Linked DNA regions of Homo sapiens: region 1 is linked to region 2. The links are chromatin loops, found by intact Hi-C in ENCODE. Cell type or tissue: CD4-positive, alpha-beta T cell. All regions are shown on one strand. Links, peaks and the distances in the headings refer to the core of each region. The heading gives the core; the rest is flanking DNA. Region 1 has its middle 24 kb from the start of FIRRE. Region 2 overlaps MBNL3 (muscleblind like splicing regulator 3).

Region 1 (5,395 bases), core at 157-5,156, 610 kb before region 2:
AGGTTTGGACTGGCACATGGGCTACTTTTCTTATATTTGAAGCGATTTCTAGAACTGCTTTTCCGTTATCGTCTATGTTAAGACAGCAATTAGAGATATTAAACTTACCACAGACCCCACCCTCTTCTGCTAATAAGTAGTCTAGTGCTAGCCTGTTTTGATAAATTGCCACAAGCATTTGGTTTTGTTGTTGCGCGAGCATTTCCAGGGCTGAGGCGGTTTGGTTAGTGATTATCTCTAGAACCACCTGTAGTGTAATTATTCTACTTAGCATATATATGGGAATGTGATAACCCCATGAACCATCCTCAGCTCAAGTGGCAGGTCCGTAATATTCGATGATATGTTGTGGAGGCCATCTGTCCTCTTGCCATCTTTGGCTTCCTCCTACCTTTAAGGATTGTTTTTCTCTGTTTAAGTTCATACACAGGGACTCCGAGGGTGTTGCCCGCTGTTAATGTTTTGGAGGAAGGAGTAGGCTTGGGGGTGAGCTTGACCCTGGTGTGATGGACCCCGTGCGGGAGTCTTTGGGCTTTCACTGCAGTTGGCATGCTGAGTATCACAGTGTACGGGCCTGTCCACTTCGGTTGTAGCTTTTATTGAGGGTCGGGCTGGCAGATAAACACATCTGTGCCTGCAAGACAGTTATGTTGAGAGGACAAGGAGGTGTCGACAGGGAGAGGCATGGCCTCATTTACTGCTTCACGAATAAAATACCGTGTCTGGATTAAGGAGGGGAGGTAACTCCCGAGTGGCTCAGAGTCTGCTAAGGGTGTAGGCCCTAAAACAAAAGTTCGGCAATACATGATTTCAAAGGGACTATAAAAAGAGGGTGGTTTTGGTGTTGCGTGGAGGGTAGGCACAAGATTTTCATATTTCCTTTTGGGAGTTTTCTGAGAGTTTTTTTTGTTTTCTCATGAGTTGGGGGAACTGTTGCCAAATTTTGACAAATGCTTTTTTTGCATCTATTGAGAACAAATGGTTTTTCTCATTAAGTCTATTAACGTGGTGAATTACAATAATTCATTTTCAAATGCCAAATTAAATTTTATTTATACAAGATGAATAAGTTCTAGAGATCTGATGTACAGCATGGTGACTATAGTTAACAACACTGTATTGTATACTTGATATTTCCTAAGAAGGTAGAGCTGAAGTGTTCTCACCATAAAATAGAAAAGAAAATGGTGACTATGTGAGGTGGCAGACATATTAATTAGCTTGATTGTTGTGATCATTTCACAATGTATTTCAATATCAATACGTCAATCTTCATACCTTAAAAATACACAGTTTGGGCCAGGCGCAGGAGCTCATGCTTGTAATCTCAGCACTTTGGGAGGCTGAGGCAAGAGGATTGCTTGAGCCTAGGAGTTCAAGAGCAGCCTGGGCAACCTAGTGGAACCCCATCTCCACAAAAAATTTTTAAAAATTGGCGGGTGTGGTGGTGGTGCATGCCTGTAGTCCCATCTACAGAGGCTGAGGCAGGAGGAACACCTGAACCTGGGTGGTCCAGGCTGCAGTGAGCCATGATTGCGCCACTGCACATCTGCCTGAGTGACAAAGAAGTCTCTCTCTCTCTCTCTCTCATTATCGTATAATAACAAATATATACAATTTGTTATTTGTCAATTATATGTAAGTAAAGCTGAGAAAATACTAAATATTGTATCCCTGGGGTAAACTCCATTATTCCTGATGTATTATCTTAGGCTTTTTCTAACTTTAGTACTGGCTTTAACATTCAGATATGAACATGATTGATAAAATTATGTTAAGGGTTTTTATTATCAATTTCTGATGATTGAGTGTCTTAACACAAATAGGCATTGGGTATGTCAAATGCTTTTTTTCTTCTTCTACATTTATGAGAAGGATCATAAATTTTTACGAGGTTCTATTAAAATGACAAATCATTTTAAAGGCTTTCCTAATATTAAAAACCCTTGCATTCCTAGAATAATATGATTAATCATGAAATACTTTTATTTTGCCACCGGTTTTTTAAAATAACATTTAATTTTTTGTGTCAATATAAGTGAGTTTTGTCTATAGGATTTGGGTTAGTTTGTTTGTTTTGGCATTTGTTTTTGTTGTTGTAGGATCAGTGTTGCAATTACTCTAAAATTAAATTTTATACGGGTATCTCAGTTAACGACAGTGCCATAAATCTGAATCTCTCAACATATCCTCTAAAAATTCAAACATAACAAAAGAAAAACGAATGAATATACAGAAATCCACATCCATAGCATAACTAAAAACATAGAAAATATCCAAACTTTGAAATCCGTACTTGGAAAAGTAAGCTTCAAATCTCGTGAACTTTCTTGTAAGGACTCCTATCACATTTCTTCATGGAAAACAGTCTGGGAAATCTGATTGGAAGAGAGAATAGAGGAGCCAGCAGTAGGCCTAAAATTGATCTAAAACCACCACTAGATAGAGAAATTTATCCTAAGTGCAAATCTACTATAAGAGTGCTAGTAGATTGGAGTTCTTATGACAAGGAAGGGGCTTAAAGGACAGATAAAATGACAAAAATCAACATCCACAACTTAATTAGAAGATGGACAATGCCCAAACTTTATTTAAGTTACCAGTAAATAGAGTAAATTTAAGTTATTTATTATTTAAGTTACCAGTAAATAGAAAATTCAACAAATCCCAGTGAGCTACCTCTCAAGCACTCCTGTCACATTCCTTCACAGAGAACAAGGACAATCTGGGAAAAACTACATGGAGAAAGAAGTGGGGAAGCATCACACCCAAGATGAATCTAAAGTATTTGTCACAAAGACTAAGTCATACTAAGTGTGAAAGTACCGAAAATGTCCTAGAAGACCAAACATTTTACTACAAGAAGAGAATTTAAAAGTGCCCTAAGACCAAAAGTCGTCACTTCTGGTAGAGAAGAAGGTGAAAAAGATGGGAGAAGTACCCTTTGAAGACTGGGTAGTGAAGAGGAAAGGAAGCAAAAGGGCAAAATATAGGACTTTGCAAAACAAAGAAAACCCAAATATGCAGAACACACAATCCCTCCTATTACCACCAAAAAGTTAAAAAAAAAAAGATGCCAAGCAAAACATTGAAAAATAAAACTCTACTCTGCCAACCAAACAGAAGAGGGTGCCCTTGAACTACAAATGTTATAAACTACTGCAAATTCATGAAATGATTAAGCAAAAATAAAGCTATTATAAGAAAAAAAAGAAAAAGAGAGAAACTCTGCTGATGAAATCTCCACCCCCAAAAGCTATGATGGTGAAGAAAATTAAAATAATACTCCTATGTAAGTTTCTTATGTTGTTGTAACAAATCACCTCTAGCTTACTAACACAAGTTGTTTGTTGGTTTAAAATAATGCAAATATATTATCTTACAGTTTTGGAGGTCAGAAATCTGAAATGGATCTTATGGGTAAAATTGAGGTTTTGGTAGTCATTCTGAAGGTTCTAGAAGAGAATCCATTTCCTTGTTGTTTCTAGCTTCTAGAGGCTGACTGCATTCATTGTCCTTTCTTCCATTTTCGAAGTGTATCAGATATTAAAGGGGGAACACTAACTAGCACCATGTTTTGTTAGATTGGTGTTAGAGGTATTAGTATGAAGTCATGGTGTGATAGATTAAGATGAACAGATAGATGCACAGATAAAATGACACAATTATAGATATGGAAAGAGATAAGTATATGTATATATTATGCATATACATTTATATATACATTTACATATACACATATTGATGTGCATACATGTATATACATGCACATATTTTCTAATTCTGTCTACTCAGAGATCCTAGAAGCAGTGACACCACAGTAGCAATAATCATGTTTAGTGCTCGGCTCTTAGTTGAGATCAAGTATTCTCCACTAAGAGGAATCAATTCTTTGGAGAAATGGCTGATCAAAAAGCTGAGACTAGACAAGTACATGATGAACTGTGAACACCATGTTGTTCAGAAAATAAGAAAGTGGCCAATGAATGGTATATACATGTCAAAAGGACAGAGAAACCAGATTATAGTGTGTACCAATGACCAAACGAGGGACAATTAGAACATCAGTATAAATTATGACAGTAACATTATAACTCATAGAAAAAAAGAAAGCACTATACTGAAATAAAGAAGAAATTTTAAAGGAGAAAAAAGTCTTCCTTATAGTGGTCTATGAACTAAGAATGTAGAAAGAATAATGAACATAAAAAAATCACCATTTCCAGCCATCATGGCAATAATTGATTCAGGCAATAATTAACAATAGATGCTAAAACTGGGGATAAACATTTGATGAGTAACCAATTAATTACATAGTCTCAAAGTATCTACCACAAGATATTTATTATTTACAAAGGGGAAAACTTTAACTTCACAGTGAGGAAACCTGGCAGACACCATCTTAACAAAAGGATCACATCAAATGCTAACAGCACTGGTAAAGGGACAAATTGACATTTTTTTTGTCTCTTGATATAATGCATTGTGAAGAACTTGTCATTTCTGTGATATTCTCGTCAAAAACACATAACCTGAAAATAATCATGAGGAAATGTCTGACAAACCCCAATTGAGGGACATTCTGCAAAATAACTGTTATGCACTCCTCATAAATGTGAAGGTCACGAAAGATAAAGAAAAATGAATGATTTTTTTTCAGGTTAAAAGAAACTAAAGAGACATGGCAATTGAATATGACTCATGAGCCAGAATTTTCTTTTTCTATAGAAGACATTATTGAGATAACTATTAAGATTTGAATAAAGTCTGTAGACAAGCTAATAGTACTATGTTAATGTTAATTTCTTGGTTTTTGTAATTGTGCTTTGGTTATGAAAGAGAATAATCATGTTTTTAGGAAATACAAACTACCGTGTTTGCAACTTACTTTCAGTGGGTCAGAAAACTATTATACCTATATGCAGATGAATACATATATAAATACACACAGAGAATGATAAGCAAATATAATAAAATAACTTTTTGGTAAACTTGTTGAAGGGAGTGAGGAAATTTTTTGTACTGTGCTTTCAACTCTTTAGTAGGTCTGAAATTAGGTTTAAAAAGTTTCTACAGCCAGGCACAGTGGCTCATGCCTATAGTCCTAGCACTTCGGGAGGCTGAGGCAGGCGGATCACCTGAGGTCAGGAGTTCGATACCAGCCTGACCAACATGGTGAAACACCACCTCTACTAAAAATACAAAAAAATGAGCTGGGTGTGGTGGCGGGCGTTTGTAATCCCAGCTACTCGGGAGGCTGAGGCACAATTGCTTGAACCCAGGAGGTGGAGGTTGCAGTGAGCCGAGATCGTGCCACTACACTCCAGCCTGGGAGACAGAACAAGACTCTGTCTCAAAAAACAAACAAACAAACAAACAAACGAAAAAAGTTTTC
Region 2 (5,395 bases), core at 78-5,077:
ACAACCTTTGAGGTACAAGTGGTTTTTGGTTACATGGATGAATTCTATAGTGGTGAATTCTGAGATTTTGGTGCACCCATTACCCGAGAAGTGTACCATGTGCCCAATATGTAGTCTTTTATCCCTCACTCTCGCCTCTCAATCTCCCACCATGAGTCCCCAAAATCCATTATATCACTCTGTATGTCTTTGCGTCCTCATAGCTTAGCTCCCACTTACAAGTAAGAACATACGGTATTTGGTTTTGCATTCTTGAGTTACTTCACTTAGAATCATGGCCTCCAGCTCCATCCAAGTTGCTTCAAAAGACATTATTTTGTTCCTTTTTATGGCTGCAATGACTCAATTTTTAAAAAATGATTTGTTATGTATTTGCTCTGAAGCCATCAAGGTCCTTATATAAATACTTACAAAATGATAAATTCTGGAGATGAACACGGATGAACAAGAAAAAAATAAAGACAAGTGGTTCATTTGCTTTCTGTTTTTCCAGAAAGATCTACAGGTAAAAGGTACAGAGAGATACACTTTAGCTCAACACAGTGAAGAGCCTTCTCACAGCTTGAGCTTTCCGAAAGTGTTTTGAAATGCTTTTCTGGGTGGTACACTCCTCTTCACTGGATTTCTGTCACACTGGCTGGGAAGTTGGGCTAGAAACCCCCAAACGACCACACAAGGCTAAGATACCATGAGTCAATAACTTATTATTATAGTATCAGAGAGGAAGTGCATTTCTAACCTGTATTCTAGGTACATAGCACTGCATTTGGCTTTTGGGTGACACAAAATGCATACAAGATAGTTTCTTCTCTCAATGAGCTTATAATCTAGTTGGGGAGATAATCTCACACCCCAAAAGTATCAGAGGCAGCATATGATTAAGTTCTGAATTTCACTTGCTTTTTTATTTAAAAAGAATATAAAATGACAAGCTTTGCCCTCTTAGAATGCACTCTCTTATCCAATGGCAGTATTTCTTGTAGATCACAATGACTGTATCTATGTAAACAAAAAAATAATCATTGCAAGGTTCCTATTTTCCTTTAGCATGAATGGGAATATGGTATATCTAACAAGATATCCCAAGTGCAAAGCACTACATTGATAGCAGATGATTCAGAAAATGCAAGAAATAAAAATAAAAATAATGAACCTACATATTTCTATTATACATAAGAATCTGTGCTTTTTATAGGAAGTTGAGTAGTTCAATCATGAATGCAAGCAGACCTGAAACTATGCATTCCCCCACATTTTTGCTTTAATATGAAAGCCTGAGTTACAGACTCACAATGTGGGCAGTGATGATCTACAGGCCAACTCCCTCATTTTTCAGAGAAGACAATAGGACTATAGAGGATAAATGACACAGTCACAAAGGGTGACAGAGCCAACACAAGAGCTCAGTTCTGATAACTGGAGTTGAATATTTTGTTCTACATTTTGGAGAAAGTTTAAATCTCAATCTCTTTCCCAATCTCAATCTCTCTCTCCCTCTACCTCCCTCTCTCTCCTGTTTCTCTTTACAGTTAAACTCCCAATTTTCATGGCATGATAATACATGTGGTCAAAGAACTAAAGCAACTATGTCTCTACTTAAAAACCATTCTATTTTTTTGAATGGGAAGTTGAAATAAATGTTTTCAAAAATTCAGTAGAAATAGACTATTGGCCTCCTTTTGCAAAGCAGACTGTAAAACTGCTGGGAATCTGCTAGAGAAGTTCACAGGTAATTTCACTATTTGATGCAAATTAGTTTTTATACCAATCCAAGCATCAAAGTCCACAAGAAAGCATAAGTTAGAATGAGTGACAAGCTGGAAGCTAGTTGGTGGAAGAGAGACCACTGCAGGACATTTTCAGAGACCAAAGAAAGACACAGCCACATGTCCACATATGTATACTATACTGTTAGAAACCAGTGTGTGTGGAGGGGTGAGTACACCTGCACTATGTGTGTGTGTGTGCATGCATGTGTGTGTGTGTGTGTGTTGTTATTTTTGGACATAGGTGTGGAATCTTATGTCTAATGGTCAAAAAGGAGCTAAAACTACTCACACACTGTATTCAATACGTGACACAGTTCTTTCCTATATAAAATTGCTAGAGCTTAACACTTCACCTGAAACCCAACTAAACCAGACTTTAGTTATTTAGGGCACTTAGAACTAGTAGCAAAACAATTAACTAGGGCAATAGAAGAGAAAGCTATAAGCAAAGAGCCACGGGAAGTTGTCCATAAGCATAGGGCCCAGAGCTTTTTAATAAACAAAAAAATTTTGAATAACGTAAAGAATCAAGTTCTCCTTTAAAGAAAAACTAAAGAAAGCACATGAGGTGATTTAAAACATTTAAAGTTTGGTGAAAGAAAAGTACTCATAATTACGCACTCTCATTTATTTAAAAATGCATACCAATCTGACTATACTTGGAAGCTGATTGAATATTTATATTGAGGCGGGGCGCCGTGGCTCATGCCTGTAATCTCAGCACTTTGGGAGGCTGAGGTGGGTGGATCACCTGAGGTCAGGAGTTCAAGACCAGCCTGACCAACATGGTGAAACCCCGTCTCTACTAAAAATACAAAAATTAGTTGGGCATGGTGGCTCACGCCTGTAGTCCCAGCTACTCCGGAGGCTGAGGCAGGAGAATCGCTTGAACCCGGGCGGGGCAGAGCTTGCAGTGAGCCGAGATCACACCACTGCACTCCAGCCTGGGTGACAGAGCGAAACTCCGTCTCAAAAAACAAACAAACAAAAGGAATATTTACATTGACCATTTTAATCATTAATTTTCATTAAAAAATCGAATTCAGTTGTGTACTATAAACCTATTCTCATTGTTATCCACACACGGCAAGCCCAGATGGTTACAACTTATAACCACGCACCACCTAGTGGCAGATAACAGAATTGCAAGCATAGTGGCTAGTTAAAAATAAGGAGTTTCGCACACAATTTTAAAAAAAAGTATCCCATAAAATGTTAAGAAATTACTAAAACCACGCCTTTTCAATGACTGCTTTTTCTCATTCTGTGGTATTTAAGATATACAGATTATTAGAACTCAATCAATTGCATAGCAATTCCTATCACTGTGTAAGATTTAGAAATAAATAAATTTCTCATTTATAATCTATCAAACAAACATGATCTGTATATGTGCCAAAGTTAAAAAAGGTTAAGCCATCACTGTCCCTAAAAAATTTGTCTGCAATTTTTAAGGGGTTAGGGGAGAATAATGTGGCATGAGATTATGAACATAAAAAATGGATGTATGAGAAAAATAGATTTTCTTCCTCTGTTTTATGAAAAGATAAAGCACAATATTGTTGGAAATCAGTAGAAATGTGAAATAGATTCATTTAATGAAAATACGGAATTAATTTTTTAATCATGGTTACTAAAAACCACTTTTGATAGAAACCATTTCAAAATACAAGTCCTTGTTTTTGTCTTGGTAAACAGCATATCGTAAACGGAATTAAAACTTTCTCTCATTACTAAAGAACGTGGTTATACTTTTCTTAACACTGAATCCTTGGTAAATTCAAATTTTTCCTAATAATCAAATACAAATAAAACTTCTGTCGACTGTGGGTTTCAGACAGTTGGGTTCTACTTAATTAATATTTCAATGCACCTGAGAAAATGTATCAGTAGCCCTCAGTGAAAAGAAATAATATGATCATACAATGTAAATAAATATGATGCTAAGTTAAAATCAAGAATATCTTCTCCTCACAATTGCAAAGGTTGATAAAATAACAGTAAAGAATGAAGGGGCTCTTGGTTTTCACATCTAGGTGGGAACTCAGAAGTGAAACTTAAAACACCAAAAAAACATTAATTCCATATGCCATTTCTTTACGAGCTTATTCGGGCCAATAGAAAAATCAGCAAGACCATTAGTGGTAAGTGGAATGGTGCTGTATCAACTAAAGATGTAACCACACAAAAGTCTTATTGTATTGACTATCCAAATACATTTTATATGCTAAGGAGAGGTAAGAAGAGCTTGTTTTAAAAACCATCTGGCCGGTGCGGTGGCTCACACCTGTAATCCTGCACTTTGGGAGGCCAAGGCACACGGATCACTTGAGATCAGGAGTTCGAGACCAGCCTGGCCAACATGGTTAAACCCTCATCTCTACTAAAAATACAAATAAAAAATTAGCTGGGCGTGGTGGCATGCATGTGTTATCCCAGCTACTTGGGAGGCTGAGGCAGGAGAATCGCTTGAACCCGGGAGGCAGAGGTTGCAGTGAGCTGAGATTGCTCCATTGCACTACAGCTTGGGTGACAGAGCAGGACTCCATCTCAAAGTAAATAAATAAATAATAAAAACTTTTTAAAAAGGGAAGTAAAACAGACTTTTTGGTGCTAAGCACATAGTAGGTTTTCAAAAATATATTAGCATATATAGGATTCTAATATACAGGCTATCAAAAAGCTTACCTCTGGTAAATTACTGTGTGTGTGCATATTTGAACATAGAAAACTCTAGGGCACATCTTGTAAGCTGTAAGCTACTATGTATTTATTTTGTTATGGTAGTGGTAATACTTTTAAATAAATTGGAATATTTGTTGCTCATTACACTATGAATGGTACAAAGCTAAACTTAACTTTAAAAGCTATGATTCTGGAAACAATACATGTGGTTGTTGGCACACACAAGTAACATTTATATCTGTATAATATTATCTTCTCTGTATTATAGCACAGGGTATTGTGAGCATTCACATTCACACAGCACTTGAAAATCCTCATATGATAAGCAAAGTATTATTGATATTTTTTAAAAGTTACACTGGTAAATCGAACCTTAAAAAGTTAGTGTTCTTCATCTTCGTTCTTCTTTTAGTCCACATTTCTATTTTTAAATAATGCACAAGTATTTTGAAGCATATATGATATTGATGACAGAAAAATAATTTTCCCTCCAAATACAAATGCATATTTATAAAAAAGTAAAAGGTGTACATGTAAACATTCAATGGTGACACCAGTTCATTTTAGACATTTCCTGAACAGGCTCCCTTAGACTGTTATCAGTGAGATATCTAATAATTCTTCAATCATATTTCTTTGAAAAAAGAGACTAAGAAGATTAATATTATGTGTTCTTTTACCTCACAAACAAACTCTATGAGTTTGGAAGTATTTTCACTGAGAGCAGATACTTATTTATGATGCTGACTCTGGTCCCAAAATAATTTTCTCACTGTGATAATTTCTATGACAAATAATTTTGATTAATATTGCAAGCCCATCATATACTACAAAAGTCCCTAAGTTCACATACAGTTCTTATTACAGCATTTCATTTATTGGAAAAATGTCAGGCAAGGAGATCCATAAGAATAAAATTTCAAAAAACAAAACCCTTATAA

Evidence for each region. Peaks named below come from ENCODE experiments on the same cell type or tissue, not always from the same donor. Only the 100,000 strongest peaks of a DNase experiment are listed, where the experiment ranks them.
Region 1: a loop joins it to region 2, with 3 times the contacts of the local background. A loop is called at or near these places in 2 of 110 quality-filtered maps.

Annotation. Positions count from the first base shown.
Region 1 is chrX:131,851,641-131,857,035 of GRCh38, forward strand. No RefSeq gene overlaps it. Among named protein-coding and RNA genes, the nearest start is that of FIRRE, 24 kb to the left of the region's middle. In CD4-positive, alpha-beta T cell, for the core only: CTCF peaks have their summits at 3,134 (motif pointing right), 3,335 and 3,539; a DNase peak (open chromatin) is centred at 3,131.
Region 2 is chrX:132,460,724-132,466,118 of GRCh38, forward strand. The region is part of intron 1 of MBNL3 (muscleblind like splicing regulator 3); the gene reads right to left. Among named protein-coding and RNA genes, the nearest start is that of MBNL3, 26 kb to the right of the region's middle. In CD4-positive, alpha-beta T cell, for the core only: a CTCF peak has its summit at 2,907 (motif pointing left); no DNase peak of the experiment used is centred there.